Regions from separate parts of the Mus musculus genome. Here regions 1 and 3 are each linked to region 2. The links are chromatin loops, found by intact Hi-C in ENCODE. Cell type or tissue: heart. All regions are shown on one strand. Region 1 overlaps Grb10 (growth factor receptor bound protein 10). Region 2 overlaps Ddc (dopa decarboxylase). Region 3 has its middle 110 kb from the start of Gm12002.

Evidence for each region. Hi-C counts contacts between places; a loop is a spot of excess contacts. Peaks named below come from ENCODE experiments on the same cell type or tissue, not always from the same donor. Only the 100,000 strongest peaks of a DNase experiment are listed, where the experiment ranks them.
Region 1: it touches region 2 in a loop (5-fold over the local background); 42 of 42 quality-filtered maps call a loop at or near these places.
Region 3: it touches region 2 in a loop (2.7-fold over the local background); 5 of 42 quality-filtered maps call a loop at or near these places.

The regions. Positions count from the first base shown.
Region 1 is chr11:11,969,169-11,977,168 of GRCm38, forward strand. Grb10 (growth factor receptor bound protein 10) reads right to left here. Exons shown (of 17, transcript NM_010345.4): 3 at 1,255-1,474. The coding sequence starts at 1,448. Among named protein-coding and RNA genes, the nearest start is that of Grb10, 64 kb to the right of the region's middle. In heart, CTCF peaks have their summits at 4,423 (motif pointing left) and 5,926 (motif pointing left); a DNase peak (open chromatin) is centred at 4,373; H3K27ac peaks cover 3,212 bases.
Region 2 is chr11:11,808,994-11,816,993 of GRCm38, forward strand. It overlaps Ddc (dopa decarboxylase), which reads right to left. Exons shown (of 15, transcript NM_001190448.1): 14 at 6,218-6,435; 15 at 5,108-5,524. The coding sequence ends at 6,235. Among named protein-coding and RNA genes, the nearest start is that of Fignl1, 4.0 kb to the left of the region's middle. In heart, CTCF peaks have their summits at 125 and 3,160 (motif pointing right); DNase peaks (open chromatin) are centred at 18 and 3,168; H3K4me3 peaks cover 1,301 bases; H3K27ac peaks cover 6,510 bases.
Region 3 is chr11:12,202,888-12,210,887 of GRCm38, forward strand. No RefSeq gene overlaps it. Among named protein-coding and RNA genes, the nearest start is that of Gm12002, 110 kb to the right of the region's middle. In heart, a CTCF peak has its summit at 3,144; a DNase peak (open chromatin) is centred at 2,824; H3K27ac peaks cover 1,623 bases; H3K27me3 peaks cover 253 bases.

The DNA of each region.
Region 1 (8,000 bases), 160 kb after region 2:
CTCCTTTTCTCAGCTTGCTTTTATAAACCAGAGATGACTATAGGCTCCACATCTTCCTCTCAACAAAACTATTATCTACTGAACACTCTTAACTATGCTGTTTGCTTTTGTTCAACACAACCCAGCCGCTCTCCTATTCTTCTGTGCTCTCTAACTCCACATAAATGTCACATACTCGCAGAGCGTGACTGCTTCTTGCTCTGCAGTGCTGTCACCTAACTGCATCTTTCTTCATATCGGGGCCCCATCACTTGCAGGCCTGTAGGTTCTTCAGATGGCTTTCATGTCACGACATACTCTGCAGCCATGTTGCTCTCTCTTTCCTGCCCCTTAACTCTCCAAGTCAGAATTGCACTACCTAAACCAAAATCTATCCTTTCTTATATGTTCTAATCTTCTCCTTGCCTCCACTCTCCAACCTTCCACTTTCTGACTAGCTTGAACTCAGATCAGAGATCTGTCACCTCCCAGGAAGTTCTCTCAAGGTTCCAGGACTCTCCTTTTGCTAACACAGCTATGCATTTCTGTTCAGTTTCCTAGGGATAAGAACAAAACAGAACCACTCTGGGGACTGTACATTTTTGAGTAGGCCCTGGAGGACACTGTAGCTGGTCTATAGACAATACTCTGAGGAACATGAACCTGGAGCATGGTTAAGGAATCTGCTGTGAATCAGGAGCTCAGGAAAAGGTATAGCTGCTAAGCCAGGCAGCAAGTTCACACCAAACGCTGAAATGTTACACAGCATACCCAAAGCCATTGAGAGCTGCACTTTTAGTTCTTTGAGGTCAGCTGGCAGAGGCATGACTTGAAAATTCTGATGACATAGCCACAGATGGTCAACAGCAGCCTTGTGTATCACAACAACTATCCCACTTTCTTCCTTCCATCTTACCACTTTGTGTCACTTCACTATCACAACAGGAAGGATAGAACTCACTCATATGACTTCATTAGCATTATAATTGTTCTTTTGTACTATTAATTATTGTTGTACATATTATAGTGTCTAATTAATAAGCCAAAATTCACCATTGTTCTGTGTGTGTAGGGAAAACTACAGTAAACAAGGGTAGGGGGCAGGACTGTGCTTTGGCTTTAGGACTGCGGGTCGGCTTCCTCAAGATTATAGGGCAACAACTGTAGCTGCTATTAAGAGAACAAACTCATCTAACTTGATTTTACAGTCACTGCCCATCACCATTTGGAGAGCAGAGCGCATTGTCTGTGCAGACAGCACATGTTCTGGCCCACCTGAGAATGTGCACAGGCTGCGAGCGTTGCATTTTCTGCCTCGGGGACGCCTGTGGCTGTCCCCGGGAGCTAGATGCTGCTCCCTGGTTGCTGGCATGCTGGCCATCCTCAAGAAGTGGTGCAGTATCAGTATCAGACTGCATGTTGCAAGCTGAGTTAAGGCTTTCCACGGACGAGTTAATATCGTTGTTCATTAGTACTTGAAGCCCAAGACCATGCTCTGTACATAAAAAATGGCAAGAGAAGAAAAAAATGTCAGTGAGGGTATAGAGTTCCACCAAAATGGTTATCTTTGGATGATCAGGCTCCTAAACCAAATAGTATTTTAATATTACTATGAAATCATATTAGTAACATACAATACAAGTTAAGTCTGTGTGTATACATACTACATGTATAGTTCAAAATGAAGTTATTCCATTTGGGATGGCAATGCTTCCTGAAAAAGCTATATATTATCAAATAAGCATGAAAAAAATCTTTTGGGTTGTTCATCAGGGGAGTCCAAGACACCCTCAGAATAATACAGCTATTGCAGCTGCTATTGGTTGCTTCTGGAAGCTGAAGGTACGTCCTTATTGCTAAAGATACCATGAAGTTTAGACATAAGATCTGGAACACCCAAGCAGGATCTGACTTGAAAATCTCCTCCCTTAGGAGTAGCTTTCAGAAGACCAAAAGGTCCTATGAAAGCTATGAAGCGAACATGGTGACCAACAGTCCTACCAGCTATAACACCCATGAATCACAACAGTGACCAGCATGGCAAGACAGTAACAGTGCAATAGTGGCACCCATATCTTGGTGGCAACCAATGATTTCTCTAATTTGACTTAAGACCAGTGCTGGAAACCTACCCAATTTCCCAGTACAAGTTAGTCATGGATATTAGAGATTTTTTTTTTAAAATATCACTTTAATAAACCAGCATAGCTTCTAATTGGATTCAACTCATCCTTACACCTACAGATAACTATAGCTCTCACCTCTTTGCAACAAATAGAAACCATTACAGAAAGCTAGCTAGACAAAATATAAAGAACTGATCATGGGGTGCTCAGTCTCTACGGATACATCTACAATACAACTCTTGTTCTTAAGGGAGCATTGAGGAAGAAGGGGTGGAAAGATGGTAAGAGCCTGAATAGCAGAAGTTGGCTGTGAAGGTGTTTCCAAAAGTGTCAACTTAACAATAGGGTAAGAAGTGACCTAAGCTGATTGTATCATAGCATTTCACAAGTTGTAAGATATGGCCAGGTGTGACAACCCCAAACAAGGTTGTCACAGTATGCAAGACAATCACTCTCACAGAGGTCAATGCCTCCAAAGTATAGTAAGAAATAAGAGAAGGCATTTTGAACCTGCTTGTCATGCCCAGATTGCTTTTACAGCTTCCATGCCCAGGACAACATACCAGAGGTTTTGGTTAGAAGTCTCTTCAAGTATAATACAGAGTTAGCAATATATCCATCACCCAGGGGACTGTTTTATAATAGAGTCTGATACAGAATAAGCAGCTCCATTTCACTTGTTCTTCAGAAAAACAACACAAACAAGCAACTGGTCTACCAGCCAAGGAAGCATGTTTAAGGAATGAAGTTACTTGCTCCCCCCACCCCCCAAAACCTTAAGCAGTAGAAAGCATCTTGGATTTGATAATAGATTTAGATGCTTGTTTGACCTGGGCTATGAGCAACAAATGGGCTCAAGGATCTTTCTAGATCTAGCTGGGCCACTAATCCACTAATTCTGTGGTAGTGTCCTTGCCTAGGATTTTGTTCTTCAGCACTACGATGTCTTAGGTGGCCTTTCTTTCTCTCTTGTTTCTTAAGACTAAAGGATGTGACAACAAAAGATACTAAAACCCACTAAAGAATACCTGGCTTGGTGTAAGAAATAGAAAGAAACTGTCCATTCCAGGGATTAGTACTTCTCTGGTGGGTGAAGGAACAGAGCACAATTATGGGAATATACAGGCAGAAGCAGAACATTGAATGGCCCCGGTTTGGCGATATAAGAGAGAACATTATGGAAACTGAATAGCGGAAGTGACCCATGGTGCATCTAGGCAGTTCAGGTTCCAAGGTCATTAGGAGAGTCAAGGTAGCAGGTTGCTGAAAATAGTGGTGACTGGTATAGTCACTGCTGCAATAAGAGCAGACACCATGTGTAAGAGATGCTGACAAGGAGGGAGGGAGCAGTGGGCTGTGGCCCAAGAGAGAAGTAGTTAGGTGCACACAAGCATTCGGATTGGTAATGAAGTCAAGGACCTGTATATAGATAAAGCAAGGAGGGGAAAGAGGATCTTGATACAGCAAAGGTTCTGAGTAGTCACATATTAACCCTATAGTCAGGTACTAAATGGACAAAAGTGATGAACTGATGAACTGGTAATTAATAATGACCAAAAAACTAAGTATCACAAAGGGAATTGCTGAGGGTCAAAGCAGAGCACTTGCCCAGCTAGGGGTTGCCTAGGTAACAAGGATCTAAGACTCTAGTAGGGCGGGTAGGGGTTACACTTTCAGGTTCTGCTGTCTTCCGAAGGGACATGCCTCTTAAAGGCCTCACCAGATATAGTAGTGGAGCAGCATTTAGTTCACTTATGAAAGGAGGGAACCAGAGGATGGCTAAGGAGAAGACCTCAGTGGGAACAGAAGTTACATTAGAGTTCATAAGTCTGGCACTGACAGGACAGTTCCAGAATCTGTGCCTGACACATCTACATTCAGGGTTAATTAACATATTTAAATTATTTTGTCCCCCAAACAATTATTTTGTTAACAATGAACCATTAAGAATTACCCATGCTTCTACTCAAAAGTAAGCATTTCTATGATGACAGATCATTTTGGAAGCAACACAGGGTGAAACGCAAAGTTCACTATACTAAAGAGTGTGTGTGTGTGTGAGAGAGAGAGAGAGAGGTCCATTCACTGACTAAAAGAACCAAGTTTTGCTCCATGCAGAGCTACTTCCTAAGCGTTTAGACAGAAAAGAGCCTTGTAAGACACCGAGCCCTCCCTATTTCTACTGCTCTATTCCTAGAGAAACCCACTGGCAACACAGTTCCTGGTCCGACAGCGCTCCCAGCCTCTGAGAAAATGAAATGGCTTGGTTCGTGCTGGCAGATTATCATTCATGGCTATTTTTCCCTGGGCTTGCTGTAGTCTTTGGCTGTGCCGACCCCTGGTGGCAGTCCCTGGTGTCTCCTGTCCTATTTCTTTTTTGGGGAACAGGTAAATTCCTGGGTTGGTTCTCTGTAGTAAAGCCAAAGCCAAAGCAATTCTGATACTATTCAAATATTATTCATATAAAGCAGGTAGATTCTAGAAGAGACAACACGTTCAGATTGCTGTCCTCTCCTCTGGAGTGGGTAATTTCTTCATCTGAATATACTGTACTGGGTGGTCTTTGAAAGGATACCAGGCTAATCTGAGAACATCCAATTACCAGGTTACGGTCTTCACTAATCAAATATAGCTGCTATGCTCAGATCCTCCAAATCTTTAAGCTTTTCAGAGCTGTCAAAATGAAAGTAAAGCCTCAAAGTTCTACAATGGTTTACTCAAAAACCAACTTTAATATGTCCTATGAGGACAATTACTAAGTTATATGTTCGGATTTTTTTTTTTTTTACAATTACTGATAAGACTTTACTTGAAGTTCCTAAAATTCAAATGTAGACTAAAAATGAAATCTTCTAAATTATGTTTAAACAGCTGATTCTTAAGGGTCTACACTAATTTTATTTTTTAAGTACTGGAGTTAGATATAATAAAATTATATTAGATTTTTTTTTAGAAAATTATAATATTTACTTATGGCAAGGCATGAATCACAGCAGTTGGGTGCTGGATAGAGGACAACGTCTAGGTTGATTTTCTCCTTCTAATTACAATGTGGGTCTGGGATTAAACTCAGGTTGTCAAGCTTGGAGGTGTCTTTCCCCGCTGACCTATCTTACCAGCCTCACTTTCAGTTCTTGTAAATGTTCTACAAGCTTATATTTTTCTCAGTGAGGACCTTGTGTGTCTTTTCTACCCGTGTGGCTAACTGCTAAACTGTTTTGTACTCCCGTGAACCTGAGCAGAGCTATCATAAACCATTTGGAAAAGGCTTTCTTCCAGTGAACAGAAGTGGAAGAAGGAGACAGACTGATATGCTCTGATGAAACAAGTTCCACAAGGGTACCTCTTCAGAAAGAATGCTAGGAAAGAAAAGAAAAATGGCTTCATAAAGGCAATTTCACCTCCAATGAATTTGTAAGAATGTGTTTCCTGAACAAACATGGCTGCCAAATAAAACTCTTAGTAGCTGTCTCCCTTCCATAAAGAGCCAAGTTGCAACTGGGCATGGACTTTGCCCCAAATATTTGAGGTCATCTGATCTAAAATTCACATCTCTTCTTGCTTCACTGTCATTAACAAACTCAAGGCTAGTTCTGTTTGGAAATATTGGAAATACATATAAATTTAGTTAAATAAATTCTTATTTGGCTCATAAGCCATGACTGGCAAATATCTCCCCCAAGTCAAGTGAGGTGTGCTGATCTGGAAAGGGTACGGAGAGGGGAGAGGTACAAGCAGAGGAGGCTCTCCCCGCCCGGGCATGCGGGCGTGCGTACCTTAGTACCTTAGCAAATAACACACTTCTTGGTTCATAGCACCATCTAGTGTCTTTTCTACGTGAACTGGAGCTTAACGGTGGTTCTGGGTTTTCTTCGCTACATTATTTTGTCTTAAAGACATTTGCATTATGCATGTGATGTATCCATTGTGGTGGCCCAATCTTCACAGTAAGCCCCCCTCCACGCCCCCCAGGAACACTCACCACCTTCCTTGTTTGCCCTGGCTGTACATCTCTTGGGAAATGAAGAGCTATAGGCAAGCTTGTGTGTCTATGTGACTTAATGACAGGGAAGGAAGAATTAAAAAGCATGTCTACCTGAGAAATTTCTGGTACTTAATTTTGGACCATGTTTTTGCTGCCGTTTTCCTGGACTTGAGTCAGATACAGACACACAGCACGTATTTGGTCTTTCTGATTAAGTGTGTGACCAGAATTGGTGACAGCACTTTGTTAACTGAACATGTTACCTTTTGTCATCCTAATAAGAGGATCTTCTTCTTTAAGCACCTTCTGTTTTTGTAAAGTCTTTTAAAAACTCAGTTACAAATCAGTATATATGCTACTTTGTTTGTTTTCTGATTGGTCATTTTGTGGCAATTGGTAAAAAGGCTTAAAGACAGAAATGATTATCAACACTCTTTTAAAGTACACTTGAAGCTAAAAACAATGACCTAGGGAACAATACTTCACTATAAAAAACAGTTGTTGGTATTGAACAACTGTCATTGTTCACACTCCAATCTGAGGGGGCAGAAATCAATCAATTAAACATGTGAGAAATGTTACAAAGGGAAGCACTAATTCACTAATATTTTATTATTAAGCATATTTAATAACTAAGTGAAAGATGTTAAAAAAATAAATGAAGGTACTATTAGTTTCCTTTAAGATTTCATATGTCCATGGATTCAAGTAACCACAGAGCAAAAACATTTGGGGGAAAAATCTATACACGTACATTAAATATCTGCAGATGATTTTTGCCATCCTTCTAAAGCAATGCAGTATAGCCTATAGCCTATAGTTCTATAGAATTAGGTGTTATAAATAATCAAGTAGTAACATATATAAAGTGTTCCTATTTTATAAGCAAACCCAACACCATTTTGTACTTGAAACACAAGCATCTATAGCTTTTAGGGATCTTGAAATATATGTGTACAAATGAAAAAGACTACACATATCTAGAAAGAAAGAGAAGGGAGGGTTTGAGGTGGCCAGAGTCTAGGGGGAGAGGATAAGGGCTGGCATTTATGGGTTTAGAGTTGCACCTGGAGAAGAGTTCTGTGGCTAGACCTGGGTAATGGCTACACACCAATATGACTACTTTTGCTTTGTTTTTTTGAGACATGCTCTGGCTATCTATTTCAGTTTCCAAGTCTTTGGAATATAGGCATGTACAACCACACATGGCTCTAACAGTTCCTACATTAAAAAAAAAACAATAAAAAAGCAATTTTAAACTTAAGACTTTAAGATACCTTCAAACATGGGCAATTAAGGTCCCAGTCTTATTGCTTTATTTAGGCAGGCCTCTGCTAGAATTAAGCAATGTTCCATGCTCAGACTTCAAAGACAGAACCCTGCTCTAGCCTTATGTTACCTTCCTCTCTCAGAGCTGCTCACTCACCACCCAGGGCCCACTTGTTCTGGGTTCTTGATCCTAGCCCCTGTGCACTTGATCCTTGTGTGGAGCAAAACCCTAAGAGTCTCTTTATCCCCAATTTAGAGCCACTTCCCTATTTTTTTTCTCAACTTGCCCAGCATTCCCCTCTCAAACATGCCTCATCTGAGGAGATTGAGGCAAGACAGGCATGGATGTTGCTCATGATGGCTATCATAGGTCTGGACTCATGCAAGTCAGACTTCAGAATGGCCTCAGGTGAACAGTGCTGATACCAGTGCAGCCAGGGAGAAATGTCACAGGGAATCCTTGAGAAAATCAATTTAAGGTAATGAAGGAAATCCTCAAGTTAGGAGACAAAACAAGAACAGGAAAAACCCTGAGGCAAAGGAGTCTTAGCCTCTCCAGGTACTGAGAGCACTGGCTTGCTACAGGGGCACAGAAATGCTGTCTGTTTCTTAAGTGAGTTACAGTTAGCATGGGATCCTCT
Region 2 (8,000 bases):
TAAGGGCGGCTGAGCGCGCGCTGCACGCAGCGTGAGGGCGGAGTCTCGGAAGGCCTGAGGTCACCGCCCAGGCCTTAACGCGGGAATTTGGGTTTCCGGCCCGCGCTCTATGAGGGAGATTTAGCCCGCGCGGTGGCGATAAATCTAAGCAAACCCTTGGCTTCCCGTTCACTGCAGCCTTAATATGTTCTTTTTGCCGAGCTAGGTGCTGCAAAGGCACCTAGGCAGAGGCAGTGAGAGAGGAAAGAAAGCTCAGGAGTGTAGAGAGCACGAGTCCCCTGGGAGGGCGAAAGCGGCCCGGGAGGGGGAAGGGGAGGTGTAGCCTCCGGGCCGCCACTCCAGAGCCTGCCCGCCCCGGCGCCCTCCGGCCTTAACCAGTTCAGCAGCAGCTATCAAATAGTGAGACTCGAATACAGGAAGGTTTAGCAAAGGCTACAGCCAGCATTAGACGGAATACCGAGATTACCGAAGTAGTAGCTGGCAGGGGTCCAGTAAGAACTGAAGAGCTTTTTTTTTTTTTTTTTTTTAAAAAAACTAATCGTAGGTAGCTAAAACATGGACAGTCCTGGAGTCACCGAGGGAACTTTCCCCTCATAGCTTTGGGCCCCACCTCACCCCACCCCCACCTCTCTATTACCAACCAAGACGGCTTGCAATTTGGGGAGAGGTCACCAAGGGTTAGGTTCTTAATTGTTTGTATAGGCATAACAAGCCATTGGGTCAGGCTCCAAGCAGTCGGGAGCTGATTGTCAGAGAGGGGAGAGGAGGGGGGCTGTGCTGGGTTGTTGGGTGGTTTTTTTTTTTTTTTTTTTGGTTTCTTTGTCTACAACCCTCATCGCTAAGCCTGCCTGTTTTCACTGGGAAAACTGTACTTTTCTTTTATTCATCCTATCTCCTTCAAATACTGACCAACACTCCTAACCCTGCTTGCTCTACGGCTCTGGGCATTTTTAATCAGGCTGAAGACCTTCCTTACCCATGCAGCCATTCCCAGGCCTGCATTGTTGAGCCTGCCTGCCTTTCTGACCTTTAACTCCAAAAGCATGGTCTCTTTTCCCCTTATCCGTCTGCCTCCTCCAGAGGCTGCCAACATGTCTAGCTTGTCTTATTTTTCCCCTAAATTCAAAATTGCCTTTCGGTTTCCTACTGAGTCTGGGTTTTGTTTTGTTTTAATTATTTTTTTATAAGACCAGGAATCCTGCAAAAAGCAACATTATTCTCTGGCGTCCGTCTTTTTTAAATTGGCTTTGTTAGGCTCACAACCCAGTGTCTACTGTGGAAGAGTTTAAGGCTTAAGCTATGCAAGTAGTAAACTTGCTGACCGAGAACACAAACTGCTTTTGATAGACTCTATTTTCATGGTCAGAAGTTATTGGACCTGCAAGAAAGAAATTGCCACCTAAGCAGACAGAACTGGTCCTTGGTGGGAGAGCTTCTTCTTGTTTATGTATTTATGAGTTTATAACCATAATCTCAGACAATGCTTGTTACAGTTCAGCTGGCTAATTTGTTTTGATCAGAGAAAATAAAATGATCCCAAATAATATGCATCCTCTGCCAGAAAAATTGTGTTTGTAAGCTAGCAAGATGTCTCAGGTAAAGGTATTTATTTCCTGTGCAACCTTGGTGGCCTTAGTGTGGCTTCCAGAACCCACGAAAAAGTGGAAGGATTCAAAACAACTCCACACAGTTGTCCTTTGACTTCTAGGCACATGTCCTTTCCCCACAAACACACAATAATAAGTGTTTATAAAACTGTGTTTGGCCGGGCATGGTGGCACACGCCTTTAATCCCAGCACTCGGGAGGCAGAGGCAGGCAGATTTCTGAGTTCGAGGCCAGAGGTCTACAAAGTGAGTTCCAGGACAGCCAGGGAAACCCTGTCTCAGGGAAGAAAAAAAAAAACTATGTTTGTAAGCAATGTGAGAAGTGGGCTGTTGTAGAGATAGGAAAGAAGATGGGACAAAATTAAATCTGTCTCTTTTTCTGAGATTCCCCGAGTACAGTTGGATCCTGAAATCCACTTCAAACATGCCTTGGTGAAAGAGGACCCGTGAAGATTGGAGATGTAGCCAGCCATTCCTCGGATATACAGTCTAACATGAATGGAACATACAGTCCTAATGAAAAGTTTTCATTAGACGGTGCTCTCCCCTACGACCAGAGGCAGAATTTTAACAAGTCTGACAAAGTTCTCGTTAGCCTTTATATTCCCGAACGGGGCAACCTTCACTCTACAAAACAGAACAAGAGCCGGTACTGGGCAGGAACAGAAGGGTGAGCTTCGTAACGCAGGGAGCCGAGCCTGTCGGAAAGGAGCTGACAGGTTGATTCAGCTCACTTCAGCTCATTTCTCTTGTGAGGTTAGAGCAGACTTAGTCAAGCTGAGGTAGTTTGGCCTCTGGCTGCTGTGAATTTGCTGTGTTTAGGAAAAACTGGTCCATGTGTGGACTCTTCTGCTTCTAGTTTGAACAGGCTATGGGGTCATGCCATAATTCTTCTTGTGACTGTTTATTGCATGTCTGCTTTGGGGAACAACACAAGTTTCTTTAAAAAGACCTTTTCAAATATTACCAGTTTATGCAAGCAACTTACTTTGCTAGTAATTTTGTATTGTTTTTCCCATTACTTTTTACAAGGGTAGGTTATGGCACACAGAGAGAAGTGCTCAAGAAACAGATTTTGATACCAAAGAAGTAAACACTATTAATATTTGGGAATTTATATTATTCATTTAAAAAAATTAATACAGCAATCATTAGGCCAAAATGCTATTGGGTAAGTACCATGTTTCCTCAAATGTGAACTTTCTGAGTAGAATACCAGTAATACCATTTTTGAGTTTATGCCATTGATTGGATTCAATCAATGTTAAAAGTTCAATCCTGCCTTGCCTTGGGGTCTTGTCCTATATCCCTTTCCCAGGTCCTTCTATCTCGGCCTTTTCTGTGTGCTGACTCGTATTCAGTCAGCCTGACTTGGATCTCCAGTTCCAGGAAGCCTTTTCTCTGCTACGTTCTAAACAAGAGATGTTCCAGGATAAGCCTTTTGTTGGCTGTCTGCTGTGTCCAGATAAGTCTAGGGCTTTCTCAGCTCCAGGTTGAAGTGCCTGGAATCAGTGAAAACCTGAGGTCTAGCATCACGCATCACTGCCACCAGAGGTCACTGTGCTCCAGTGAGCAACTGCAGTAGGCACAGATTTAAATGCACTTGCTACGCGTCCCGGCATTCTCAATTCGCTTTTGTTTGGTTGGTTTTGATTTTTCAAGACAAGGTTTCTGTGTGTAGCCTTGACTGTCCTGGAACTCGCTTTATAGGTCAAGGTGGCCTTGAACTCAAGAGATCTGCCCACCTGCCTCTGGCTTCTAAGCACTGGAAGCAGTAAAGCACTAAAGCACTATGCCTGCCTGGCTTTGGAATACTGACTTCTATCTGAATAATGTATAGTTGGGATCAAAGGCAAGGTTTACCCAGGAAGATAAATGGATCTTGTCCCATAAGCACCAAATCCCAACCCCCACCCCCCACCCCCCACTGCCATGCAGCTTACCTCATAGAATTTTTCCTTTTTTTTTTTTTTTTTTTTTTGTTTGTTTGTTTTTTGTTTTTCGAGACAGGGTTTCTCTGTATAGCCCTGGCTGTCCTGGAACTCACTTTGTAGACCAGGCTGGCCTCGAACTCAGAAATCCGCCTGCCTCTGCCTCCCGAGTGCTGGGATTAAAGGCGTGCGCCACCACGCCCAGCTATGGAATTTTTTAAATAGGTATTGAGTTGCTATTTTTAAATGTGGATAGCAGCACCTGGCATAGAGTAAGTGCGGGTGTATGATTTTGTTAACTGGGAGGAAGCGCTTCTTCCTGTTTCTAGGGCTGGGTGTTTTGGTGTCTGAGCACCATGTTGAAGAAAGGCCAAGAAGATGGGATGTGCTGCTAGCAACTTGACACAAAGCTAGAGTCATTTGGGAAGAGGAAAATGCTCTCACTAGATTGACCTGTGGGACATTTTCTTGATTGAAGATTTATATGGGAAGACTGGCCTCACTATAGGCAGTGCCACCCCTGGACTGATGTGGCCTCATTACTGTAAGAAAGCAAACTGAGTAAAACAACATTACCCCATGCCCTCTTCATCAGGTCCTGCCTTGAGTACTTCCTTGACTTCTTTCATTGATGGGCTGTGATGTGGAAGTGGGAGCCAAATCAACCCTTTCCTTCTCTAGTTGCTTTTGATCGTGGTGTTTTATCATAGCACTAGAAACTCTAATAAGACAGTGGATGCACTAAAAATGAGCCGTAGTTAGACAAGACTGTACCCTTCCTGGGTTTGAACATAAGCTGAGATCTTAGACTCTATTCCCTAAAGATTCAGAACGTTTAGATAACCCCTACCTCCCATTTATGCAGTCTAGGATCCAAGCCCAAGGGAAGATGCCACCGGGGGGCTGATTTTCACCACCTCAAGTAACATAATCAATATAATCTCTCAGAGTGTGGCCATATGCAACCTAAATTAGAAATTCCCTGGAGGCATGTCTCCTCGACGATTCTAGATCCTATCAAGTGGATACTCCATATAAACGACCATACCTGTTAGTAACACAAGGACCTCATGTGAATGCCGTTGACAATTCTAAAGTCTCCAAAGGACCAAAATACACTTATGCTGGGACTGCGGAGATGGCTAAGTAGCTAAGAGTGCACACTGGTCTTGTAGAAAACCCACTTGGTTTTTAGCACCCACAATTAGAAGGGTTATAATTGCCTATAACTGTAGCTCTAGAGGATAGAATGGCCTCTTCTGGCCTCCTTGTGCAACATGCACACACGCACACACATATACACACACAATTAAAAATAAATCTACAAAAAAATAACATTTTTCTAAAATCAGAATCATTCCATATAAAGATCAGAGATTATTTGAGTAAATACCTAGAAATTGAACTCATGAAATCTAAGCAGAACTTGAGTGTTGTTAATGATTCTGAATAGTGACTGACATATACCAGGCTTTCATTAAACACATGATGACCAAGTGTCTGAAAGGGTTAGTCAAGTTCACAAGAATGAGTCTGATACAGTGTAAAACAAGACGCTTACTCAATACAGTTAGTATTGCACATAGGTTGTTTATTTAGTATTTAGCCACACAGAGGATAAGTTAACAGCCATAGATATACTCTGAAGGTAAGACCAAAGACTGCCCTGGAAACTATTTCTATAAGCCTATCCTGCCACCAATGACCTTATGAGCACAAAGACATCTTATTATCAACAGAAGTCACGGCCACACAAAGAACAGAAGCTAGAGCCACTGACAATAGCTTTCCACACAGAAAATACTTTTCCCTGGACAATACAGAAAATATTTCTTCATTGATAAGTCACCAAAAAGTCAGTCAGAGGTTTCTGGTTAATGTTGGAGACACACATGACGCCACATGTAATCATGATTTCACGAAGACGGAGTGGTAGTTATTTTTCTCTTTCCAGTTTTCAGATAAACTTCTTTTCAACTTTTGATCTCTATGGGAGAAAAAAAATAGCAAGAACTTAGAGGCTAACTTAGAAATAAGGAGAGCTGGCAATGTAGCTCAGTAGTAGTGCACCTGCCTAGAAGGCCAAGATCCTTGTTCCTTTCCCGATACTACAGAAACAAAAATAAAATAATAAAAATTAGAATTTTCTGTACTTCTAAACTGACTTCAGAGAAGGAATACACTGTTTCTGCAGTGTCCAATACAATAGATCATTTTAACAAAAGAGTTCATGTTACCAATCTAACATCTCTAGTGATAAATTTTATAAATTACTCTGGCTGTGATTCTTCCTCTCTGATAAGCAGCACAGAAGCCTGCCTGCCCTTCCTTACCATCGCACTTTGGGTCTTTCCTGACGGTCACATGAAAATCCCATTTACTGTTTTCATGTAGCTAAAGCTTATTTGGATAGTTGCTTTGGTCAGTGCTGTTTGGGGAAATCTGAAGGGAAAGTATACAGCAAGATCTATACACTATTGTATATAAGCCCACAGAAATGAATACAAATTCACTCTGTAGAATCATGGCACATAACATTCTTTCTGCCACTCCTGACTGACTATGATAGTTTTCTCTTCCTCACTGCACAGCCACTCAGCACTAAGTGGCCATGCTGGGACTGAGCTGGAATCCTGATGCCTCCACAAGGAAACAGATGTCCCTGGTGCAGCTAGCTTACCTGAAGCAGCTCTGCTTTCATTCTTTCTCTGCCCTCAGCACACTGCTTGCTAGATCACTGATGTGTTCCCAGGCCAGCTGCACGTGGGCAGACTCCACAGTGCGAGCGCACACAGCAAAGCGTAGCACAAACTTGTCTCGGAGACGACATGGAACCAAGTGGATTTTTTTGGCGCTGTTTATTCTTTGTAAGAGAGTTTCGTTCAACTCATTGGAGCCCTGGGGGAATTAGAAAGCAGATCCATCGTATAACACAAAGTCTAGTAACACCTAGAGACGGTAGACAATGAAGAAACCATCTTTACTTTTCTTTTACATGTAAGATGGCAGAAAGTTTGATGAAATGACTAACATGGGCTTAAAGAACTTATAAGATAACTTCTCCCTGTGATAGCGTTTCTCAGCAATCTGTATTATCAGAAGTTGACCTTCTTATCCTCCAAGTTTGTTTAAGAAAGATGAAGGTCCCTGGAGGGACTGTCAGCAAATAGATGAGGATAAACTATGTGACCCTGTCTCTGGTACACTAGAGCAGCTTTAGATACATTGGAACCCACGGGAGGTCTCAACAACAGAGACCATGGAGCACCCCAGGCAAGGCTAGCTGTTTCCCAGAAGAATCTCTAAAGGGCATTTGTAAATGCGGGAATGGGGGATTATGGATAATCTCTATACAGCTTCTCTAGAAAGAAAATAGTCAACAAGCTGGAGACAGAGAGGCCAGAGCCCTCCACTCCCAATGACTAACCAGAGATAAGAGGACCTTATCAAACAACACACAGCCAGCCATCACTTTCCAGCTGGGCCCCAAGTAGACAGGCTGGTAGCTGTTCTCTGCCTATTTCTTTACTCCTTTGTATAACTGTCATGAAATGGCTTCCAAGCTGCTAAGCCTTTCCGTCTAGCAAAATGTACCAGGGGCTGGTTTCAGGCTTCACTCCCTAATCATAAGACCCTTGCTAGGCTAGACCACTATTCTGGATTTTAAGGGTCGAGAGGTAGGAGGATACATGGAAAGGAAAGTGTTACCTCTGCCTGGACCATGACAGCTGAACACCTGCTGGATATTGAGAACTGCTCTTGGCCTTGGACAGATTCACATGCTTCTAGCTTCAGGTCTGAGTGTGACATCTAAGAAAATCTTTTCTCTCACTATACGTGAGAGAACTACAGGCTATTCATATTGTTGGTATAGATGCTGTGACTGGACAATAAGGTCCTATTCAAGGAAGGATGATAAACACACACACACACACACACACACACACACATATGAGAGCACACACTTGAAATTCATATAACACAAAAAACAAAAGCCAGTTATTTAGGGGAAAGTTGTGTGCTATTTTCAATTGCTTTAGGTTAGAAAGCACTTCCAAGAAGCAGGACCAGAAAGCAAACAGAAATGATCAGAGATGCAATAATGAAGAGGCAAAAGTAGGGCTAGAGAGATGGCTCAGCAGTTAAGAGCACTGACTATTCTCTCAGAGGTCCTGAGTTCAATTCCCAGCAACCACATGGTGGCTCTCAACTATCTATAATGAGATCCAATGCGTTTTTAAAAAGATTTATTTATTTATTTATCTCATGTATGTGGGTACACTGTCTCTGTCTTCAGACACACTAGAAGAGGGCATTGGATGCCCATTACAGATTGTTATGACCCACCATGTGGTTTCTGGGAATTGAACTCAGGACCTCTGGGAGAGCAGACAGTGTTCTTAACCACTGAGCCATCTTTCCAGCCCTAAATACATTTTCTTTCCTTTTTTCAAGACAGGGTT
Region 3 (8,000 bases), 390 kb after region 2:
CCTCTGTATTGGATCTCATAGCACAGGGACTTTGGTGTGTTCAGTACCAGAGAATTTGGGGAACTTCCACAGCAGTGAAGATCAGAGTGGCCCGGGTCTCAGAGCGCAGAGTCGTCAGAGAACGGTCTATATACACTGAGTCTAGAACACGAGGAAGCACGTTGTGTCCCTGTGACACCATGTTCCATGGGCAGGTGCCCAAGTCCACCCTCTAAAGCTTTAAGCACAATTGGTGCTAAGTTTTAAGTTGTGATGCTTTCTTCTGCAAGTCAACTGTAGCTTGGATCTGAGGTGTTCCACCCAGATCCCGTGTTGAAGGTTTGGCCTCCAGCTTGACGCTATTAGGATGCAGTAAAACTTCCGTAAAACATGGAGCCCACTGGGGTTTCAGGTTGATGGATAATGTGCTGCCGAAGGGAACTATGGAACACTGATTCTTCTTCTGAATCCTTTTTGCTTCCCAGCTGCCAGGAAGTGAGCTGCATGCTCTTTCTCATCCATCCCCCATCCCCCACCCCCGCCACAGGCCCAAAGCAACAGGGCTGGTCAGTCCTGGACCAAAGCCAGCAAAGCAGCCCAAACAAACCTTCCTTATTTTTGAATTCTCTTAAGTGTTTCGTTTGTGATGGCAAGCTGACTGACTGGTCTGGTCTTTTCACTTGGTGCTTCCTGTTGCTCATGCAATCCAGTTTCCATATACAGCTGGTTATCTGGTGTGTTTTCAAAATCATTTGCAGGATTAATAGAAAGTATATCATGAAAGCAGCTCTCTCAGGAGATATTTCCATGTGAGGGTGCTTGAAGACATTGCTGATGGAAGACCATCACTGAACAGAGTGGAAGCTTTGAACAGCTAGATTCACCACATGATTAAAAGCTGCCTTATATTTTCTAGAAGGTTCTTTAACGGTATACCACCACTCTCAGGGAGTGGCCAGGTCTTCACTCAATCCAGGCACACACATCCCCTCCATTAGATTCCTCACCTAGCATGGATATATATATATATGACTGATTTTTGTGCCTGTGTTCCAATAAGAACTTTGAAAGTATTATTTTCTTAGGATTCAGGATCAGCGTAGCTTCCCTAAAGGGTTAGCCCTTCCTCACTGTCACCACCTATTTCTTGTTACTAGGATGACTGGTTTTCAGATGTGCCAGGTTTTATAGTGATGAGCAGCACATTAGTGCACAGCACCTGGCAGAATGGAGTCATCGGCGCTCCACACATCAGTGTTCAGAGCACTAGCCCTGTGATCAGCTCTGCATTGGAATCCTCTCCAGACCATGCTAGACTCCGTAAAACAGGGAGTACTGACTAGTGCAGTCATCCTGGCAGGAGCAGAGGGAGGCTAAAACGAGGAACTTTGCCTCTCCTTTTTAGCTATGTGAACAACAGATCCCAACATTTGCGGTTTCCTCAGGGATCTCATGCTATGTGAAGGAAAAGAATGAAACCTGTTGCCAGCCAGAGGAGGAAGAAAAAAAAAAAATCTCACACAGTCTGACCACTTTGCTGAAGAGAGTGGAGCAGAGCCAGGGGGTCAGCAATGAGGAGCACCCCAGGCCAGGACAGCTTAGATATATGATCCTAAACCTCTATTTAAACCCAAGCCTCCCACTAGCACCCCAAAGATGGACTCAAGGATCACTGAACCCTTTTTCTTTACTTTTCTCACTGTAGCCACATTGAAAATGATCCCCTCTCTCTGCTTCACTCTCGTCTGTCTCTTTAATTGGTCTACTGAGGACAGCACAGCGGCCCAGTGTCCATGCTTTGACTCTGAGAATGTCAGCTGACTGGAACTAGTACTATTTCCTCTACTCCCCCCCAACCCCCCCCCCCCACACACACTACACACAGAACAAACAGAATGCAAATTTAAATTTTGCAAAATTGTTCTCATGTGAGCAATAAAATTCTCACTGCAGAATAATTCAGAAAACTTTGAAACTTTTCTGACCTTTGTAAAAACATGTGGGCCACCCCTAATATCAGTACCCTCACCTAATCAGCTTTCTGTTGCTATAACAGGATCACTGAGTCTGCTTAGTTTATTAAGAATACAGGTTTATTTTAGCTTACAGAAGCCAAGAGCATGGCACTGAAAATTGACAAATGGGATGTCATTAAACTAAAGAGTTTCTCTACAGCAGAAGCTGTCAGTAAAGTAAGGGCTGAAAAATGGAAGATGTTTGCCAGTTACACATCCGACAAAAGATTAGTGTCTAGACTATACAAAGACCTGAAAAACAAAAGACCCGACTAAACACCAAGAAAACAAACAGCCCAATTAAAAATGGGTTATGAATCTGAGCAAAAATTCTCAAAGGAACACAGACAACAAGGAAAGCTGGTAGGCTAGAAGCAGTGTTCAATGAGTGACTGGTTACAGAGTGAGAAGCAGGAGGTCTGGAACAGTTTATCACCCCAAAGCTGCTTCTCCAGTTTCTGAATTGATTTCATCAGTACCACAACAGCTCTCTCCTACCACTGGACTCAGGAGCTTTCTCTACCACCAGACTGGATTTACTGATGTGACTGAAGCCAGTACAGCTTGTGCATGGCTGGATTTTCGCTTACCCCAAAGACTCCTACCAGGAAATGTATAAAAGCTGTGTCAGCAGGGATTTCGTTGAAAGGGTTCCCAGTAACTTCAACCAGAACACTGTTTTTGTTACACAAGGAAAATGTGAAGCTCTGAGGCTTAAGCACAAGCATTGAGCAGTGCTCTGGGCATGGATCAGCCGCCAGACACCGGCTCCTATCAGAAAACAGCAGCCACTGATAAAGAGAGTTTGCCTTATCTATCCATAGCTGACAGAACAGTCAGGAAAACTCCACAAACAAGAGGAGCTGGGAGGCCACTAGAGAACAGGACCCCTAACAGTCAACAGGTTCTACCAGCTGGCCCAGGGCCAAGGAGAAAGATCAGTGGATCTGCCAAGGAGATGAAAAAAACATTCAGGCCAGCAATCTCATTTTCTGATATCTCCACCCTGTTTTTCTTCCCCACTACAACTAATCCTTATCTTCTAGTGATTCCATTATCTCACCTCTCCACCCACCTCTCCACCCTTCTCCTACAGCTATTTCTTATCTGTATAGTACAGCAGGTCATCGAGGCAGGCCAACACTGTCCCCTACCGTTCACTTTTACTGTTTGCTCTTTTCTCTCTTTTCTCTCTTTCTTTCTTTCTTTCTTTCTTTCTTTCTTTCTTTCTTTCTTTCTTTCTCTCTCTCTTTCTTTCTTTCTCTTTCTCTCTCTCTTTCTTCTTTTCTCTTTCTCTCTCTCTTTCTTCTTCTCTCTCTCTCTCTCTCTCTCTCTCTCTCTCTCCCTCCCTCCCTCCCTCCCTCCCTCTCTTTCTCTCTTTCTCTCTCTTTCTTTCCCTTTTCTCTTTCTTTCCCTTTTCTCTTTCTGAACTCACTCCTCCAACTGTTATGTCAGGCTGACCTGATTTGTGGTATCTGAGTCTGTATCTGTATCCATATGTTTAATCTACTGTAAACCATGTGGTCCCCCACATGACCACATTCCCTTTTCCTTTGCCTCAATTATCTCCACTCTTCTGTATCTCCCTCTTCTCTATTTCCTAGTTTGCAATTGAATACTCACCACTATCACTAGTCTCACGGTGATGGCTCACCTGTGGTTTTCCTTTCCATTCACACTAACATATCAGTACACACAATACTATCAGGCTCTTTAACTCCCTAAACCAATTGGCACTTAAGAAATGTTAATTTGTATTTACTTGCTACTGTTTTTTTTTTTTTTAATCACTGTAGGTTCACTCCTGTATAATGACTTGCCATAGATAATACTAAGCCTGTCTGAGAAGACTGAGGACAGAGTCAGGTGCCTAGAACACCAGTCTACAAATGAAACATTAGAACTCTACTACTGCCTAGTCTTTCCTGAGCACTGCAAACATATTAATTGCACAAAGAGTCAACCTGAATTAAAAGGACAAAATCTATTTTTAAAATGAATTAATTAATTTGTTTATATATCAAATGATGCTTCCCTTCCTGGTCCCTTCCTCACCAAGTCACTTACCTCCACCTGCCTTCCCCTTCTCCTTTGAGAAGGTGGACACCCTCCCTCCATATCCCTTCACCCTGGCACTTCAAGTCTCTGCAAGATTAGTCCTGGCTAGTGGCTATTCCCAGTGAATAAAGAAAAGGGCAGCCATGAAGACCCAGGTGCTTATCTACTACATATGTGTGGGAGTGGAGGGGGTGGGGGTGAGAAGGGGTCATTCTAGCCCATGTATGCTCACTGGTTGGTGGCCCAGATTCTGAGAGCTCCCAGGAGTTCAGGTTTGTTGACTCTGTTGGTCTTTCTGTGAGGTTCCTATCTACTTCTTGGCCTTGACTCCTTCCTACAACTCTACCGTAAGTGTCCCCAACCTCCATCTAATTTTTGGCCGTGGGTATCTTCTTCTGTTTCAGTCCACTGCTGGGTAGAGTCTCTCAGAGGACAATTATGATAGGCTGTCTGTCTGCATGTATAACAGAGTATTATTATTAACGTCAGGGATTGGTGCTTGTCCATGGCATGGGTTTCAAGTTGGGCTGGGTATTGGTTGGCTTCTGCTCCACCCCTTTTAGATAGGACAAAATTTGTGTAGAAAGTTTTGTAGATGGATTCGTGACCCTATCCACTAGGGATCCTTTCTGGCTACAGGAGGTGGCCTCTTCATGTCCCTGTTGTTAAACATTGACTTCTGGAAGCCTACCCTATCCTAGGTCTCTGGGACTTTCTAAAGTTTACTCCCACTCCCACCCCGGCAGCTGCAGATTCCCATTCATTCTCCTGGCACACTGGACCTGTCTCTCCTGTGCCTGATCCTGCTTCCATACCCCCTCCCCCTCTTCTCCCCACACCCCCAGTTACTTCCCTCTCTTTGCCTCCCAATGTCTTAATGAAGAAGCTAACCCCATATGAGCAGAAACCAGCTCAAAAATATAAGTAAAATGATCAAGAAAAATTATTTCCTCTAAAAGTTACCAATCCCACAATACAGACTCCAGATAAAAATGACTTAGACAAAATTCTAGATGTACAACTCAAAATAATGATTATAAATATGGTAAAACAAGTCAGAGAGGGCTCAGATATTTTCCAGGAGAACATAGACACAGCTAAATGAAATAAGGAAGCCAATTCAAGTATAAAAATAGAATTTGATAAAGAGAAATGCTGAGGAAAGCCCAAACTGAACGGATGGAAACAAAAAATACAATAGGAAAAAAAATGTCCAAATATAGGGAAAGAGAAGCCCATTCATACACAAGAAGCAGACAGAACACCAAACAGACCAGACCATAAAAGAGTCTCTGGGTCATAGTTTAAAACACTAAATGTACAGAAGAAAATATATTGAAGGCTGAAAAAGAGAAGGGCTAAGTTACGTACAAAGGCAAGCTTATAAGAATAACTACTGACTTTTTTTTTTTCTGTATAGTCCTGGGTGTCCTTGAACTTGCTTTGCAGACAAGAATAGCCTCAAAATCACAAAGAGACACCTGCCTCTGCCTCCTGAGTGCTTAGATTAAAGGCATATGGTACCACACCCAGAAACTACTGACTTTTTGATCCAATCCATGAAAGCTAGGAGGGCTTGAACTGATAGCTTTTAAACTCTTAACACCATAATTGCCAACCCTGTCTAATATATCTTATAAACAAAACAAAACAAAACAAAACAAAACAAAACATCCCAACCCTACCCTATCTGTAACAACTGAAGGTAAAAGAAAACCTTTCTGGGATAAAAGCATTCTAAAGGAATTTATAATCATGAAGCCGGTTCTTCAGAGGATGTTGAAAGGAATACTTCAATCTGAAGAGAAAGACAAATACACTTAAGAGACTATAGAAGGAAGAAAAAAAGTGATGCCAACCACTTATTAAACAAAAGAAGACTGAGAAAATCCAAAGCACAGCAAAATGAAAGGGAGCAAAGTACCTTTCAGTAACTCTGAGTACAGTGGTCTCTATTCACTCATACAAAGTCATAGTGGGTTGAAAATAAAATCCTTTTGCTTCCTGTGGAAAAACGCACTCTAACATCAAGCAAAACTACTGTCTTAAGGTAAATGGATGGAAAAAGTATTCCAAGAAAATGGACCCATGAAACAAGCAGGTGTAGCCACCCTACTGATGATATCTGACTAAATAGATGTCAAATCTAATCTTATTTTAGAAGGAATGAAGAGGGTCACTTCATATTAATCAAGAGAAAGACCCGGAGAGAGGAAATTACAATTCTAAATATGCATGTAACAAATATAGGCTCATCTAATATTGTAAAGAAAACACTATAGGTTTATAATCACAGAATGATCCCAACAAAGGAATATTAGATGCCGTCAATATCTTATTATTACTGTTATATCAACTCTACAAAAATGAAATGAGGGATAAATAACTAGAGCCAAAGGGACCTAACACACATCTACAGAACACTTTAGAATTCACCCAAATACTAAAGAATGCAAAATTTCCTCAAAAGCCCATACAAATTTTTCTAAAATAGACCACATATTAGAGCACAATGTGAGTCTCAATAAATATAAGAAAACTCTCAACAAAGGAATGGATAAAAATGACACATTTGTACAAAGGAGTATTAGTCAGCTGTTAAGAAAAGAAATTATGAATTTTAAAGGTAAATGGATGGAACTAGAAAAAAAAATCATCCCAAGCAAGGTATCCCAGACACAGAAAGGCAAACATAGTGTGTATTTACTTACATGTGGATATTAGCTGTTAAGTCCATGATAACCAAGCTACAATCTATAGAACTACAGAGGTTAGGTATTGAGGAGGTGACACAGGGTGCAGATAGACATCATTAGGAAAGGGAGTAGAATAGGTAGTTATGGATGAGGCAGGGGTCTGGAATGGGAGGGCCAAATGGGGAAGGAGGAGGGAGACGGAGAGAATAAGGAAAGAGACGATGTAATTAAGGGTCATTTGAGGAGTAGTATGGATAGCCAATACAGTGGAGACTTCCTAAAATATATACATATATGAGGTCGTGTTTATAGCTGCATATGTATCAGAAGATGACCTAGTCGGCCATCATTGGAAAGAGAGGCCCATTGGTCTTGCAAACTTTATATGCCTCAGTACAGGGGACCGCCAGGGCCAAGAAGCGGGAGTGGGGGGGGGTTATGGGGGAACTTTTGGGATAGCATTGGAAATGTAAATGAAGAAAATACCTAAAAAAAAGTAAAAAATGGTAGAAGGTCTGCTTGGATAATAACCACTGCATTTTTTATTAGATATTTTCTTTATATACAATTCAAATGCTATCCCGAAAGTTCCTTATTCCCTCCCCCAGACCTGCTCCCCTACCCACCCACTCCTGCTTCTTGACCATGGCATTCCCCTGTACTGGGGCATATAAAGTTTGCAATACCAAGGGGCCTCTCTTCCCAGTGGTGGCCGACTAGGCCATCTTCTGCTCCATATGCAGTTAGAGATATGAGCTCTGGGGGTAGTGGTTAGTTCATAATGTTGTTCTACCTATAGGGTTGCTAGAGAAAGCACCCAAGGAGCTGAAGGGGCCATTGCATTTTTAATAAAAATAATATACATGATGCCAGTAGTATAATATATAATATAATTCAGACAATTAAATGAAAAATTGCCTAATATCACCTCAGTCCATTTTCATTGCTTGTTTACTCTTTCTGTATTCATTCATTTGTCCCTTCCTTCCTTCCTTCCTTCCTTCCTTCCTTCCTTCCTTCCTTCCTTCCTCCCTCCCTCCCTCCCTCCCTCCCTCCCTTCCTTCCTTCCTTCTTTCCTTTCTTCTTTTTGCCCTTCTCTTTTCTGAACTAATTTCTAATGGAAAACTATAAAGTTGGAATGGCAGTATAGTTTAGTGGTAAATCGTTTGCTTGGCATGTATAAGGCCCTCAGTTTTCAATTCCCTACTTCCAGAGGAAAAAGAAAAGGAAAAGGGAAACTAAAACCGTGGAA